Linked DNA regions of Homo sapiens: region 2 is linked to region 1. Evidence: read pairs that join two places in POLR2A ChIA-PET (ENCODE). Cell type or tissue: Panc1. All regions are shown on one strand.

Evidence for each region. ChIA-PET counts read pairs that join two places held together with the same protein. Peaks named below come from ENCODE experiments on the same cell type or tissue, not always from the same donor. Only the 100,000 strongest peaks of a DNase experiment are listed, where the experiment ranks them.
Region 2: POLR2A ChIA-PET joins it to region 1 with 8 read pairs; 2 of 35 experiments call an interaction of 5 or more read pairs at or near these places.

The regions. Positions count from the first base shown.
Region 1 is chr17:59,794,146-59,802,145 of GRCh38, reverse strand. The region is part of intron 7 of VMP1 (vacuole membrane protein 1); the gene reads right to left. Among named protein-coding and RNA genes, the nearest start is that of MIR21, 43 kb to the left of the region's middle. In Panc1, no CTCF peak of the experiment used is centred here; no DNase peak of the experiment used is centred here; H3K27ac peaks cover 8,000 bases.
Region 2 is chr17:59,628,709-59,636,708 of GRCh38, reverse strand. The region is part of intron 1 of CLTC (clathrin heavy chain); the gene reads right to left. Among named protein-coding and RNA genes, the nearest start is that of CLTC, 13 kb to the right of the region's middle. In Panc1, no CTCF peak of the experiment used is centred here; no DNase peak of the experiment used is centred here.

The sequences.
Region 1 (8,000 bases):
CAATGCAACCTCCACCTCCTGGGTTCAAGCGATTCTCACACCTCAAACTCCAGAGTACCTAGGACTACAGGTGCGTGCCACCATGCCCAGCTAATTTTTGTATTTTTAGTAGAGATGGGGTTTCGCGATGTTGGCCAGACTGGTCTCGAACTCCTGACCTCAAGTGATCTGCCCACCTTGGCCTCCCAAAGTGCTGGGATTACAGGCGTGAGTCACTACACCTGGCCTAAATATGTTTTTTGTTTTGTTTTGTTTTGTTTTTGAGATGGAGTTTAGCTCCTGTTACCCAGGCTAGAGTGCAAAGACGCAATCTTGGCTCACTGCAACCTCTGCCTCCTAGGTTCAAGCAATTCTCCTGCCTGAACTGGGATTACAGGCACCTGCCACCACATCTGGCTAATTTTTGTATTTGTAGTAGAGATGGGGTTTCACCACATTAGCCAGGCTGGTCTTGAACTCCTAACCTCAGGTGATCCGGCTGCCTCGGCCTCCTAAAGTGCTGGGATTATAGGCATGAGCCACCTCATCCGGCCTAAATATGTTTTTAAATATAAAAAAGGTACAAATACAATATGGTATATAAGATATTTTGGGCCAGGCACAGTGGCTCATGCCTATAATCCCAACAATTTGGGAAGCCGAGATGGGAGGATCACTCGAGCCTAGGACTTCCAGAGCAGCCTGGGTAACATAAGGAGACCAAGTCTCTATAACTAATTAAAAAAAAAAACAATTAGCTGGGTGTGGTGATGCAAGTCTGTGTTCCCAGTTACTCGGGATACTGAGGCAGGAGGATTGCCAGAGCCCAGGAAGTTGAGGCTACAGTGGGCGGTGATCACACCCCTGCACTCCAGCCTGGGCAACAGAGCAAGATGATCTCCCCCTTCAACATACACACACACAAAAGATAAAACTATAGTATAGTAAATATATAAACCAATGACACATTTCATTTACTATCAAGTATTATGTACTATATATAACTGTATGTGCCATACACACACACACACACACACACACACACACACACACATATATATATATATATATATATTTTTTTTTTTTCGAGATGGAGTCTTGCTCTGTCGCCCAGGATGGGGTGCAATGGCACGATCTTGGCTCACTGTAACCTCTGCCTCCTGGATTCAAGCAATTCTCCTGCCTCACCCTCCTGAGTAGCTGGGATTACAGGCACGCGCTACCAGGCCCAGATAATTTTTGTATTTTTAGTTAAGATGGGGTTTCACCATGCTGGCCAGGCTGGTCTCGAACTCCTGACCTCGTGATCTGCCCACCTCAGGCTCCTAACGTGCTGGGACTACAGGCATGAGCCACTGCGCACAGCCTGTATGTGCTATAGTTTTATATGACTGGCAGCGTAATAGGTTTGTTTACACCAGCATCGCCACAAACATGTGAGTAATGTGTTGTGCTACATTACCATGTCACTAGGTGATGGGAATTTTTCAGCCCCATTATGAACTGTCAGACATGCAGTTCATCACTGGCTGAAAGGCTGTTATGTGGCATATGACTGTATATATTAAAACTACTGAGCTAATAATGCTTTCTTTTGGATTTGGAGCTGAAGTGATTTCACAGCCAATATTAAAAGCCTCAGAGCAACTGTTTCAATACTGATTCCTCATGTGTAATGGAAATTTATGTTAAAATATAGTCTATTTGTGAAGCTCTTGTGCCACCTAAAAATTACTTGCTGGTTTCTGCGTGCTAGTCAAATATGCACGCCAAGCAATGAAAACTCTATTAAGCAGAAATGGAATGACTTGTCATGATGACTTAATAATTTAAGTTTTTTCAGCATAGTAGACAATGAGTCTGAAACAATAACTTGTTATTAAGACCCTAATAACGTATCATTAAATATTTTCTAAAATGAAATACATTATACAATTAACTATTATCTTTATAGAAACTGCAATGTAAAACTTTCTGTAATGCAGTTATAACTTCAAATCTTTCTTGAACACAAAGTAAAAAGTGCCTTAATAACTATTTTCTACCCATTATCAGGGCTCTTTGAGTTATTTTAAAAATATAGAGCATTAATTGAATTCAAAGTGAACAAAATATTCTTACTGTTGACTTCCTCAACAATATCACTAAAGTAATTGCTTATATTTTAATTTTGCATATTTGAGTAGGTCCTCTTTAAATAAGCCTTTTTTTTTTTTTTTTTGAGAGGAAGTCTCACTCTTATCCCCCAGGATCTCAGCTCACTGTAACCTCCGCCTCCCGGGTTCAAGTGATTCTCCTGCCTCAGCCTCCCGAGTAGCTGGGACTACAGGGGCCTGCCACCACACCTGGCTAATTTTTGTATCTTTAGTAGAGATGGGGTTTTACCATGTTGGCCAGGCTGGTCTCAAACTCCTGACCTCAGGTGATCCTCCCGCCTTGGCCTCCCAAAATGCTGGGATTTCAGGCGTGAGCCACTGCGCCCGGCCAAGTGAAGCATATTTTTAAGTCACACATTATTTATTGTTATTGAATTATAACATAATAAGGTCACGGGATAAAGACTGTGGTTAGGAAATAAATTCTAGAATTACCAAAAAAGTAGGGATATTGTTGAAATAAAGTGATTGTAAAACAAAGAAAATAGTTAATAAATTTTAAATTACTAGCTATAAGATGTTGGATAACAAAATGCAAACCCATTTAAGAACAAAAAGTGATGAGAACTGAGTTGTGTAACTATTCCTGAAAATGAAACGTTTTAACATCCAGCTGATGGCTTACACGGTTAGATAAAGCCAACTGTAAAATCAGAGATGGTCACTGGTATTTCTATATATATTAGAAATTAGGGTAAAACTCTATAATACTGCAAGCAGAATACATCACATGAACACATTTCATAAAAGCAAGGATATTTTATTCTGAAAGTAACTTAGAGATTTAGAAGTTTTAAGAAGAGATTATATGTAAAACATGCAATATAAACATAAGTTCTCATATCTATCAAAATCAATGCAGGCATAACTAAAAACTACCAGAAGCAAAGAAGGATCTGACTATTCTCTGAAACAGTAAGAAACATTTATTTTGGCAACTAGCTAAATTTATTAAGTACTCAAAAACTAGATGTAACTAGAAATCTGAAAACAAAATTCAGTTTGGGTTTCTGTTTATACTCATATTTATATTATCTAGGGCAGTTTCATTAAATTAAAATGCGGTGTGAAAATTTAGTTGGTAACAAATTACATCTTGCTTTTTCTTTTTATTTTTTTCTTTTGAGACGGAGTTTCGCTCTTGTTGCTCAGGCTGGAGTGTAATGGCACAATCTCGGCTCACTGCAACCTCTGCCTCCTGGGTTCAAGCAATTCTCCTGCCTCAGCCTCCCGAGTAGCTGGGATTACAGGCATGCGCCACCACACCTGGCTAATTTTGTATTTTTAGTGGAGACGGGGTTTCTCCATGTTGGTCAGGCTGGTCTGGAACTCCCGACCTCAGGTGATCCGCCTGCCTTGGCCTCCCAGAGTGCTGGGATTACAGGCGTGAGCCACCGTGCCCGGCCTTACATCTTGTGTTTTAATGAACAGAATAAAATGGTGAGACCTCACAAGCAATGGAAGTAAATACTATTTCACGAAACATTTATTCTAGTTACACACAAATTGGCTCTGGGTTGCTAAGTACAATGTATTTTGTATTGTTGGCTACAGTTTAAAAAAAGAAGTAAAAAAGTCATTGATCTAGAGGCAGCTGTGACTGTAGTAGGTCTCATGATGCTTTATCCAAATTACACTTTTCAAAAGTTACGTGAGAACTGATCAACACAAATTTTTTTCATGTATACACACAGGAAATACATAATCCACTGTGAACACCACACATTTCAGAGTGTTGTGCCAAAAATAGGGAGCTATCAACTATTTCTGGGTCAAGATCAGGATTAAGTGGATTTCTCGATGTATAGATGTATTTCCGTTACCAAATTTACATGGGCAGGTTGCAGGAGAAAACAGTATGAGTAGTTTTTTAAACTAAGGCATAACGTATACAGTAAAGCATACAAATCTAAAATATACCTCTTAATGGAAATTTACAACACACCCATGTAACCACTACTGAGATCCAGATACAGAACATTACCGGAACTCCAGAAACCCTGCTGGTGGCACTCCTAGTAATTACTCCCTGCAAAATAACCACTAACATTGGCTTCCATTACCACAGATTTAGCTTTTCCTATTTTTGAACTTCGTTTTAAAAATTTATTTTATCATAGTTTATTTTACTTTTTTGAGATGGTGTTTTGCTCTTGTTGCCCAGGCTGCAATGGTGCGATCTTAGCTCACTGCAACCTCCTACTCCCGGGTTCAAGTGATTCTCCTGCCTCAGCCTCCTGAATAGCTGGGACTACAGGCCCATGCCACCACACCCAGCTAATTTTTGTATGTTTTTAGTAACGACAGGGTTTCACCACATTGGTCAGGCTGGTCTCAAACTCCTGACCTCAGGTGATCTGCCTGCCTTGGCCTCTCAAAGTGCTGGGATTACAGGCGTGAGCCACTGTGCCTGGCCTGAACTTTATATAAATGGAATTATACAGTATGTCCTCTTTTATGTCTGGCTTCTTTGGCTTAACATTATATTATGTCCAGGTGATTCATCCATGCTGTTGCATGTAGCAGTAATCAATTTGTTGCAGATGCTACATATTATTCCATTGTATAGGTATATCACAATTTATTCTATTGTTGGTGGACATTAGGGTTGCTTCCGCTTTTGAACTATTATTTAAAAAGTCTTTTTCTTTTTCTTTTTTTTTTTTTTTTGAGACAGAGTCTTGCTATGTCGCCAGGCTGGAGTGCAGTGGCATGGCGTGATCTCGGCTCACTGCAACCTCTGCTCCCGGGTTCAATCAATTCTCCTGCCTCAGCCTCCCCAGTAGCTCGGACTACAGGCGTGTGCCACAATGCCTGGCTAATTTTTGTATTTTTAGTAGAGACGGGGGGGGGGTTTCACCATGCTGGCCAGGCTGGTCTGGAACTCCTGACCTTGTGACCCGCCTGCCTTGCTCTCCCAAAGTGGTAGGATTACAGGCTTGAGCAACAGTGCCAGGCCTTATTTTTCCTTTTTAAGCTATCTCCTACAGGAAGGAAATTTTGAGTTACTATAAATAATGCTGCTATGAACATTCTTGTACATGTCTTCTGGCATATCCTTCTGGTGAGTATAGATTTACAAATGGAATTGCTGGATCATACAGTATGTGTATGTTTAACTGTAGTAGACAGTGCCAGTTTCCAAAAGTGACTGTCAATCAAATTATTCTTAATATTGCTTCCATTTTGCCAACTGATAATAACTGTCAATTGAAAAAAATCTAAATGATTTTCCTTTTGTACAGATGGTTCTAAAGAATGTGTTTGTCAGAATTAGCATGAGGATTGAGTAAGTTAAAGCAAGAAAACGAGGAATGAATAGCTTTAAATATTTTAAATGCTAAGTTTTAGAAAAACAACTTATAACATTTTGAAAGTTACTTCCAATTTCCTTAGGAAAACAGAGATAATTGCTTAGAAAAAAATGTACTTTTTGTGCACACTCAATTTGGGAAGACAAAATTGAAACCTTTTTCAGAAATCAGAATTCTTATTTAAAAGCAATTACATTTAACTGAATAAACCTGATAACTACTATGTGCAAGGTAATAAAGAATCCAAAGATGAGAACATAGTGATTCGTTCATACATTCATTCCGTATATGTTTAAAAAGTGTTTACTACATGCCAAATATTGTAGAAGTTGAGAACACAACGCTAAATCACACTGATAACAATCTGGAACCTCATGGAGTTTATATTCTAGTGGGAGGAGATGAAAACTAAATAGGACAGTCAGGAAAGGCTTCAGAGAAAAGGTGATCCAAAACATCAAAATTCTCAAGGAGGTGAGAGAGTAGGTCATGCTGACAATCTATGAGAAGAGAGTTCTGGCGAGTTTTTTCCCTTGGGAGATACCTAATTTAGGGTATGTGTATGGAAGCAGAGGGTGCAGTAAGTAAAAGGGAAGATGAAAGAAGGATGGATGAAACCTACAAAGCAAGAGAGAGCAAAAACAAGAAAGATAAAAAGTGCTATAGAGAGAAACAATACAAACACCAGCAATTCTATGGTTTTTAATGATATTAAAATGACACAGCATTGATAACACTAAATCTTTTAGGTTCTCTGAATCGCAGTTTGTTCATCTTTTCTGTAAAATGATGATAATAATGTCTACCACCATAAACAAAACTGAGTATGAGACAAAATTGTTTAAATTGAAGTTATACTGCTTAGTAAATGTCAAGAGACAAAAAACACCTGATACCCAATGAAGTAAAATATCTTGCCTGATTTATTTTATCTACTCAATCAGACCTTATGATAAGCACAATTACTACTGCAATCTTACAACGAAAATAAGAGATTTTTGTTTTGTTTTAAATTTTATTATTATTTTTTATTTTTATAATTTTTAAATGGTAGAGAGAGGATTTCACCATGTTGCCCAGGCTGGTCTTGAACTCCTGAGCTCAGCTGATCCTTTGGGAGGCCTCCCAAAGTGCTAGGATTACAGGCATGAGCCACCATGCCCGACCATTGTTTTTAATTTTAAAAAACAAAAGAAACATGTTCATATCAAAGATGTAAGGGGGCTGTAAAATGGAAGGGAGAGAAAGAAGGAAAATATATCAAAAATCAAAAAATTATCGGCCAGGCACAGTGGTTCACGCCTGTAATCCCAGCACTTTGGGAGGCTGAGGCGGATGGATCACTTGAAGTCAGGAGTTCGAGACCAGCCTGACCAACACGGTGAAACCCCATACCCCATCTCTACTAAAAATACAAAACTCAGCCGAGCATGGTGGCACATGCCTGTAATCCCAGCACTTTGGGAGGCTGAGGTGGGCAGATCACCTGAGGTCGGGAGTTCCAGACCAGCCGGACCAACATGGAGAAACCCCGTCTCTACTAAAAATACGAAATTAGCTGGGCGTGGTGGCGCATGCCTGTAATCGCAGCTACTTGGGAGACTGAGGCAGGAGAAGGTTGTGGTGAGCCAAGATCACGCCATTACATTCCAGCTTGAGCGACAAGGGCGAAACTCCGTCTCAAAAAAAAAAAAAAAAAAAGATCAAATCTGCCTTTTAGTGCCAACGATTAGTTTACCAAATCCTTCAACACAAGAAGGTAGAAATGGGTGCTATTACTTCTCCTGAATGCTTGTTCTTTAGGAGGAAATTGTTCAGTTATTTACACCTGTAATGATTATTTCACTATGATTACTAATCTTAAAACTCACAAACAACCTACTAGACATAAAACATTTCTTGTATAGTCTAGGAAGAAAGATGAGATGGAAGAAATACGGTTTCAGGAGGCTTTCTCGGGGGCTGACTCCAGTATTTATTACCATGTTCAGATATAAAGTAAGTAAATTATTCTTAGAAGTTCACACAAACATACAGTGCTCTCTCGCCCTCCTTTTCTTATTCCAGCCCAGTTACCAGCATTAAGATTGGCCAGTATCTGCAGCTTCCTTTCCCTCTGTCTCTCTCCCTACTTAGATTTTCGTTAAAAAAAAAAAAAAAAAAAAAAAAAAAAAAAAAATGCAGGGCGCGGGGGCTCACACCTGTAATCCCAGCACTTTGGGAGGCCGAGGCGGGCAGATCATGAGGTTAGGAGTTCAAGACCAGCCTGACCAACATGGTGAAACCCCGTCTCTACTAAAAATACAAAAATTAGCCAGGCGTGGTGGCGTGCGCTTGTAATCCCAGCTACTCACGAGGCTAAGGCAGAACTGCTTGAACCCGGGAGGCAGAGGTTGCAGTGAGCTGAGATCTTGCCACTGCACTAAAGCCTGGGCAACAGAGTGAGACTCTGTCTCAAAAAAAAAAAAAAAAAAAAAGGCCGGGTGCGGTGACTCACACCTGTAATCCCAGCACTTTGGGAGGCTGAGGCAGGCAGATCACAAGGTCAGGA
Region 2 (8,000 bases), 170 kb after region 1:
TAGCCTGACTTTATTTAAAATGTTTAAGCAAAAGAAACAAATACAAGCAAATACAAGACTGGGTATGGTGGTTCACACCTGTAATCCCAGTGCTTTGGAGGTTGAGATGGGAGGATAGCTTGAGGCCAGGAGTTCGGTTCAAGACCAGCCTGGGCAACAAGGGAAGCAGAGGTTGCAGTGAGCTGAGATCGCGCCACCGCACTCCAGCCTGGGCGACAGAGCAAGACTCTGTCTCCAAAAAAATAAAAAATAAAAATAAAAAACACATCAGCAATGAGACTCAGAAATCTACGTTGAATGCTCATCAGTTTTTAATGGTTTAAACTTTGTTTTTCCTGTCTTGGTTTTAAAAATATACTCCATTTGATTGTAAATATGGAAAATGGAAAGGGAAAAAAAGTATCCATCCTTACTTGAGAGGGAGCAAAGCAGCATGCCTAGGTGCTCCATGAAAGGTTAAGGTGATTTAACACACATCAAGCACTTAGTGTGGGAGCACAGAGCACTCCATTATTTGATGAACTTCTAGTTCTGGGACTATGGTATTATGATATAGACTGTTTTTTTTTTTTTTGAGACGTAGTTTCGCTCTTGTTGCCCAGGCTGGAGTGCAATGGCACGATCTCGGCTCACAGCAACCTCCACCTCCCGGGTTCAAGCCATTCTCCTGCCTCAGCCTCCGGAGTAGCTCAGGCTGGTCTCGAACTCCCGACCTCAGGTGTCTGCCTGCCTCGGCCTCCCAAAGTGCTGGGATTACAGGCATGAGCCACCACGCCTGGCCGATATAGATTGTTCTTAAACAGACTGGTTTTAGCATCATGCTACTGTTATATACTCAAACCTTACCTGGGCCAATTCGCTTTGTTCACATGCTCCTAAAGACAGAATGGGGAAACCCTGATACATCAAGGAATCAGGAAACTTAATGGTGTTGTATGAGCATCTTAACAGAATATATTAGTGATCAAACTATGAAAATATTGTTAAGAGGACCAAAGAGGCCATGGTCCTATTAATATATTTAATTCAATACTATATACCTTAAGAAGGGCAGAAAATGCTAGCTTAAGACATACAACCAAATAAAACCATAATTTTTTCAAGGCCCAATTCTTAAACTATCTAAAGACAACTCTCCATTAGCACCAAGGCACACTCTCAGCAATCATTCATAATCTATCTGTTTGTGCCTACAGACGCCACATAATTAAAGGAGTAATAGGTTTGCTTTGAGCCTACTAATTTCAACCAGCAGTTCTCACATCTGATTAGTTAAGAATAAACTCATTGGAAATTGGCTTCTCTGTAAGTATACCTAAGGAGTTTGCTTCCTAATGAATCATAGATTTGTAGTATAACTCATTTACCAGCTTTATCAGCTGAAAATCAAACTACATGAAAACTGGTTTATGACAGCATTACTAAGGACTTATGTTTCACAATTATTGCTTGGCTTCACATTTTCCAGATCCTCCTTGTTTCATCTGAATAGGGAAAATGTAAAGGAAGTATGTATGAGCTACTGTTTTTCAGATGGAGCTATTTTCTGCAAATGAATCTTGTATCTTACCAAGGACTTTAGAAGTGTTACCACTGTAGAGTTAATAGGTCAACAATCTGAGAGACCTGCTGATACTTGTATGTCATTCTGATACCATTCATCTCTCAATACAAGCATTTTTAAGTCAGTACTTAAAGATTTGGTTAACTTCCTAACCCAAGTATTTCACTAAACATAATTTCCTTTAAAAGCTCCTAAACATCCTCTACCTTCTCTAGTATCAGTCGCGGTGAAAAAAGATGCTGACAGCAGTCACTTCATTGAGCCCTTCCTGGAAACTAGCAGAATGTCAAATAAAAACTGCAGTTGCTGTATTCTACAGGAAATAAGAAATGCTGAGAATGCAGCATTCCTTTAGTTCTTCCATCAACAGGATACCAACCACTGTTTTCTGTAGGCTCCACAGATTTCAAGCAACAAATAAAAATGCCTTTAACCCTTGCTGTCCCCACATTTAAACATATAGTTTTTTTCTACTCCATGTTAGCCTTTGAGAGAATCACTGGCTCTTAGAATTTTTGATTCTGGTCACAAACTCCAAATTTAAGCAATATATTCAGGAAGCAACCACAGTTGGAGAGAGGTTGTCAGACTATTATTAGCTTTGGTAAACTACCAGGAGACTCAAAGAATTTTTCCTACTTGTAATCAACTGCTGATTGGAAATTTTCAAAAACTTTATATTTAATGCATTCTTAAAAAATAAGCCAATAATTAGATGATATCAGATCAATTAGGCCAATGTTAACCAAGCTGCAGGGAAATACAGGAGTTTTTATGCCCCAAATCTTGGAGATGGATATGACTTACCAAGATTATGCCCCCCGTATAAATGCAATTCAGCAGCACAAAACAACCACAGCTACATTCAATGGCAGGGGTGAGAAGTTGTGCAGAATATATCCAAACCTACCAAATGGGCTTACTTTGAGGGTTCAAGGCCAGGCATAGTGGCTCATGCCTGTAATCCCAGCACTTTTGCAGGCCAAGGTGGGAGGACCTCTCGAGCCCAGGTGTTCAAGACCAGCCTGGGCAACATGGCGAGACCCTGTCCCTACAAAAAATAAAAAAACTGTCCAGGCGTGGTGGTGTGCACCTGTAGTTCTAGCTAGTTGGCAGGCTGAGGTGGGAAGATTGTTTGAGTCCAGGAGGCAGAGGCTGCAACAAGCTGTGACTGCACCCCTGCACTTCAGCCTGGGTGACAGAGCAAGACCCCATCTCAAAAAATATATATAATACTTATTGCTGACTTAGCATAAAGGATGTTATAAATGAATGTAACCAGGGAGACATTAAAGGCTTGGTTTCCTGATATGAATAAAACATCTGGACAGTCTCCTTAATATTCAAGTTATAAAGATCCTTGATAAACTTCATTCTATGACACAACTTCCCAGCGACTTCACAAAATGTACATTTAAGTGGGAGCCTAGTGTTACATTCTGTCAACCCCATCACTATTGTACATATTCATGTTATCTTTCTACCCTATACTGAGGGACCTGCCAGGAAATTAGACATTATGCTCTATCCCACATTATTCTAGTTAGATCAATCATTTAAGGCATACTCAGTCTACCAGGTGCTACAAGTTATAAGACTAGAACCATTTTATTTTACAATTGAGTCACTAGAGTATTTTTTTTTCTTTTTTTGAGATGGAGTCTCGCTCTGTCGCCCAGGCTGGAGTGCAATGGCATGATCTCAGCTCACCACAACCTCTGCCTCCCGGGTTCAAGCCATTCTCCTGCCTCAACCTCCTGAGTAGCTGGGACTACAGGCATGCACCACCACGCCCAGCTAATTTTTGTATTTTTTCAGTAGAGACGGGGTTTCACCATGTTGGCCAGGCTGGTCTCAAACTCCTGATCTCAAGTGATCCACCCACCTTGGCCTCCCAAAGTATTGGGATTACAGGAGTGAGCCACTGCACCCAGCCTGGAGTGTTTTCCTGTGAGCTTAAATGCCACAAATACTGTTTTCAAATGAGTGAATGAATTAACTAACAATCAGCATGAGGAGTTACAGATTATCTCAAAATGATTTAATATTAACAAATTCAGGGAGTTCAAAATGACATTAAAATGATTAAAATGACATTAAAATGATTAAAATGACAACCACCATGATTTGCTTTCAATTAATACATATTGAGCATCCATTATTTAGCAACTTAACACAAACTCAATATTTTAAGTACAATTTTTGTGTGAAACTGTCCCCTTTGCTTATTTTGTGCTAAGATTATAACTTTGTCATTACTAGTGAGGAAACAACCTATAGGAGAAAAAACAGGTTTTAGGCTCTCAGAGGCTCTTTGGGGGTTCAAATTGTGATTCATGTCTTCTAAAAACAAGTGAAGACACTTTCCATCTCAAAAACTATAGACACTGCTTCACTATCTAAAATTCAGGGTTAAAAAACTAGTATTACTTTGATTTTTTTGGTCAGGAAGAGGATGTGCCCTAGATGCTTATAGTTTTAGGGATTTTTTTGTTTGTTTTTGAGACAGAGTCTCGCTCTGTCGCATAGGCTGGCATGCAGTGGCGCAATCTCGGCTCACTGCAACCTCCGGCTCCTGGGTTCAAGCAATTCTTGTGCCTTGGCCTCCCGAGTTTGTTTTGTTTTTTTAAATTCATGGTATTACAACTTCTTCAGGCCTGTTCCAAACACTAAGCCCTTTTAATTTTGGTTCTTTCAAATTACAAAAGTTTTCTTTCATTGAAAAGAGCTTCCATTCCAATTATTTTGGTTTCTAAAAATCTTTTTTTTTTTTTTTTGAGATGGATTCTTGCTCTTTCGCCCAGGCTGGAGTGCAGTGGAGCTATCTTGGCTCACTGCAAGCTCCGCCTCCTGGGTTCACGCCATTCTGCTGCCTCAGCCTCCCGAGTAGCTGGGACTACAGGCACCCGCCACCGCGCCCAGCTAATTTTTTGTATTTTTAGTAGAGACGGGGTTTCACCGTGTTAGCCAGGATGGTCTCGATCTCCTGACCTCGTGATCCGCCCGCCTCACCCTCCCAAAGTGCTGGGATTACAGGCGTGAGCCACCACACCCAGCCCGGTTTCTAAAATTCTTAAATTTGTAACCTATTCTGTCACACACACAAACACACACACACCACTTTTACTTAATTCTGGGATTTACTTCTAAACTAAAATCTTTTTTTTTTTTTTTTGAGATAGGGTCTCACTCTGTCCGCCAGGTTTGAGTGCAGTGGCATGACTTCAGCCTACTGCAACCTCCACTTCCCAGGCTCAGGTGATCCATCCACCTCAGCCTCCCAAGTAGATGGGACTACAGGCGCATGCCACCACACCTGGCTAATTTTTTATTTTTTGTAGAGATAGGGTTTTGCCATGCTGTCCAGGCTAGTCTCGAATGCCTGGGTTGAAGCAATCCACCTACTCTGGCCTCCCAAAGTGATGGGGTTACAGGCGTGAGCCACTGCACCCAGCCTAAATTCAAAATCTTTTTAAAAAATCTTGTTACTCCTTCCACATTGCTGATTCATTCCACAGAGTATGAATTCCAGTTCTGCTCTTAACTGATTTCAGAACCAATTGTTTATGTATGTTTTCTGTTATTACATCCCATTATCTCCATAGGTCTTTCTGTTCCTTTTACATCAACTTTTGCTGCATGCCACAGATGATGTCAACAATTTTCTAAAGTTTTCTTTGCAGAAAAAAATTTCTAGTATTTCTTCAGATCTCTCCCTAGCTCTGTAGTTTTCCCAATAATCATATACTTAAAAAATGCCTGAGCAGCTACTGTGTGCCAGACACTACACTAATGCAGAGAGTTCTACAGCAAATGAGACACTCCCACTCAGTATACGTAACAGGTACACAGCAATTACAAAAATGCCATGAAGTTACAGGGATGTATGCCTAGCACAGATACATGTAGGGGTATATGCAGTGTCTCAGAAGAAACGGAAACAATCTGAAACAGGATACACAATATAAGGGAGGGCAGGGCTACAGAGTTTGGGAGCAGACACACAGAATTAAAAATACCATATAGGCCCAAATAAGGTACTTATTTTCCCAATTAGACGAATCATCCCAACACCCCAAAAAGCTGTCAGAAGATGTGAAGAAAATGGAACTCTCATATATTTCTAGTGGGCATGTCAAATGGTGCCACCACTGTGGAAAACGGTTTCGTGGTCTCTCAAAAAGTTGAAACAGAGAAATTACCATATGACCCAGCAATTCCACTTCTAAGTATATATCTAGAAGAACTGACAACAGGCATTCAAACAAAAACTTGTACATGAATGTTTGCAACACCACTAGTCACAATAGCCAAAAGGTAGAAAGAACCCAAATGTCCACCAACTGATGAAAGGACAAATAAAACACTGATATATCCATTCAGCAAAGTATTATTCAGTCATAAAGGAATGAAGTCTGATATATGCTATAACATGGATGCTTAGTGAAAGAAGTTAGAAACAAACGGTCCTTTATTGTATAATTCCATTTATGTGAAATATCCAGAACAGGTAAATCCATAGAGACAAAAAGCAAATTAGCAGTTGCTAGCGGATGGGAGGAGGGGGATGGGAGAGGGACTGCTTCACGTGTATGGGGTCTCCTTTTGGGGAGATGAAAATGTCTTGGAACTAGATACAGGTGTTGGCTGCACGACACTGTGAATGCACTAAATACCACTAAATTGTTCACTTTAAAATGGTTAATTTTGTTATGTGAGTTTTATCGCAATTGAAAAAGTTTTGATCCCTTTTCATTATAAACTCTTAGGGATTAGATATATTTAATGTACAATTCAACTAGTCATTTTGCTTACTTTACAGACATTTAAAATTATAAAATTAGGCCAGGCACAGTGGCTCCTGCCTGTAATCCCAGCACTTTGGGAGGCCGAGGCAGGCAGATTGCTTGGGCTCAGGAGTTCGAGGCCAGCCTGGGCAACATGGCCAAAGCCCATTTCTACAAAAAAATACAAAAATTGGCTGGGTGTGGTGGCACACGCCTGTAGTCCTAGCTACTTGGGAGGCTGAGGTGAGAGGATGGCTGGAGCCTGGGAAGTTGAGGCTGTGGTAAGCCATGATCTCGCCACTGTACTCCACTTGAGACAGAGCAAGACCCTGTCTCAAAAAACAAAACACACAAAATTATATTTAAACTCTGCATATGCATTTTTGACATCAGCACTGGAAAGTCATCTCCATTTCACAATGCTTTTCAAAAATCCATTACAGAGCAATCATAATGGTGCAGTTTTGTAACATCAAATCTATTTGCGTTATCAGGAGAGTTGTTTTTCTCTTATCTTTCTATGTAAATTATGATCTCTAGGCTGGGTGTGGTGGCTCATGCCTGTAATCCCAGCACTTTGGGAGGCCAAAGCAGGCGGATCACAAGGTCAGGAGTTCAACACCAACCTGGACAACATGGTGAAATCCCATCTGTACTAAAATTACAAAAATCAGCCAGGCATGGTGGCGGGCACCTGTAATCCCAGCTACTTGGGAGGCTTAGGCAGAAGAACCGCTTGAACCCGGGAGGCAGAAGTTGCAGTGAGCCAAGATCATGCCACTGTACTCCAGCCTGGGCGACAGAGCAAGACTCCATCTCAAAAAAAAAAAAAAAAAAAATTATGATCTCTAGAAACATGCCCGAATGGACTGCTTTTCACGGGATATTTAAATCATCTGCTTATAACATCCAACAGTTCCAACTGTGAGGCCATACACAGGAGAATTTTAGATGTGTAAAATTTGTCTCTCACTAATCCAGTTGATTTCAAGCCTACAGCAGCCTTTGCCAAACAGCATTCTGGTGCTCAGAACAGAAGCAACTGTGAGAGGACACAATACTATGGAGATTCAGTAAGGCTTTTAATAAGGAGACTCTTTCCTGAGGATATCTGTGGTAAAATAAAGAAACCTGCCTTAGATTTTCATAGTTCAATATGACCAAATATAGAATATTGCAGAGACTGGAGAAAGAGATGGGTTTTTGTAAACCATGTTCTCTCTACACGTTTTTCCCCCTTATTATTCATCTTTAAATAATGAGATCTATCCAAAGTCAGCTGTTTGCCAAGCAGAGCATATATACTGACAGTCTTTAGCTTCAGTCTGTCCACTTTGGTGGTTTTTTTTAAGCCACCTTTCTCAGATGAGCAGCTAATCAGAAATAAATGCAAGTTGGCCAGGCACGATGGCTCACGCCTGTAATCCCAGCACTTTGGGAAGCTGAGGAGGGTAGATTATTTGAGGTCAGGAGTTTGAGACCAGCCTGGCCAACATGGTGAAACCCCATCTCTACTAAAAATACAAAAAAAATTCGCCAGGCCTGGTGGCGGGCCCCTGTAGTCCCAGCTACTCAGGAGGCTGAGGCAGGAGAATTGCTTGAACCTGGGAGGCGGAAGTTGCAGTGAACCAAGATTGCACCACCGTACT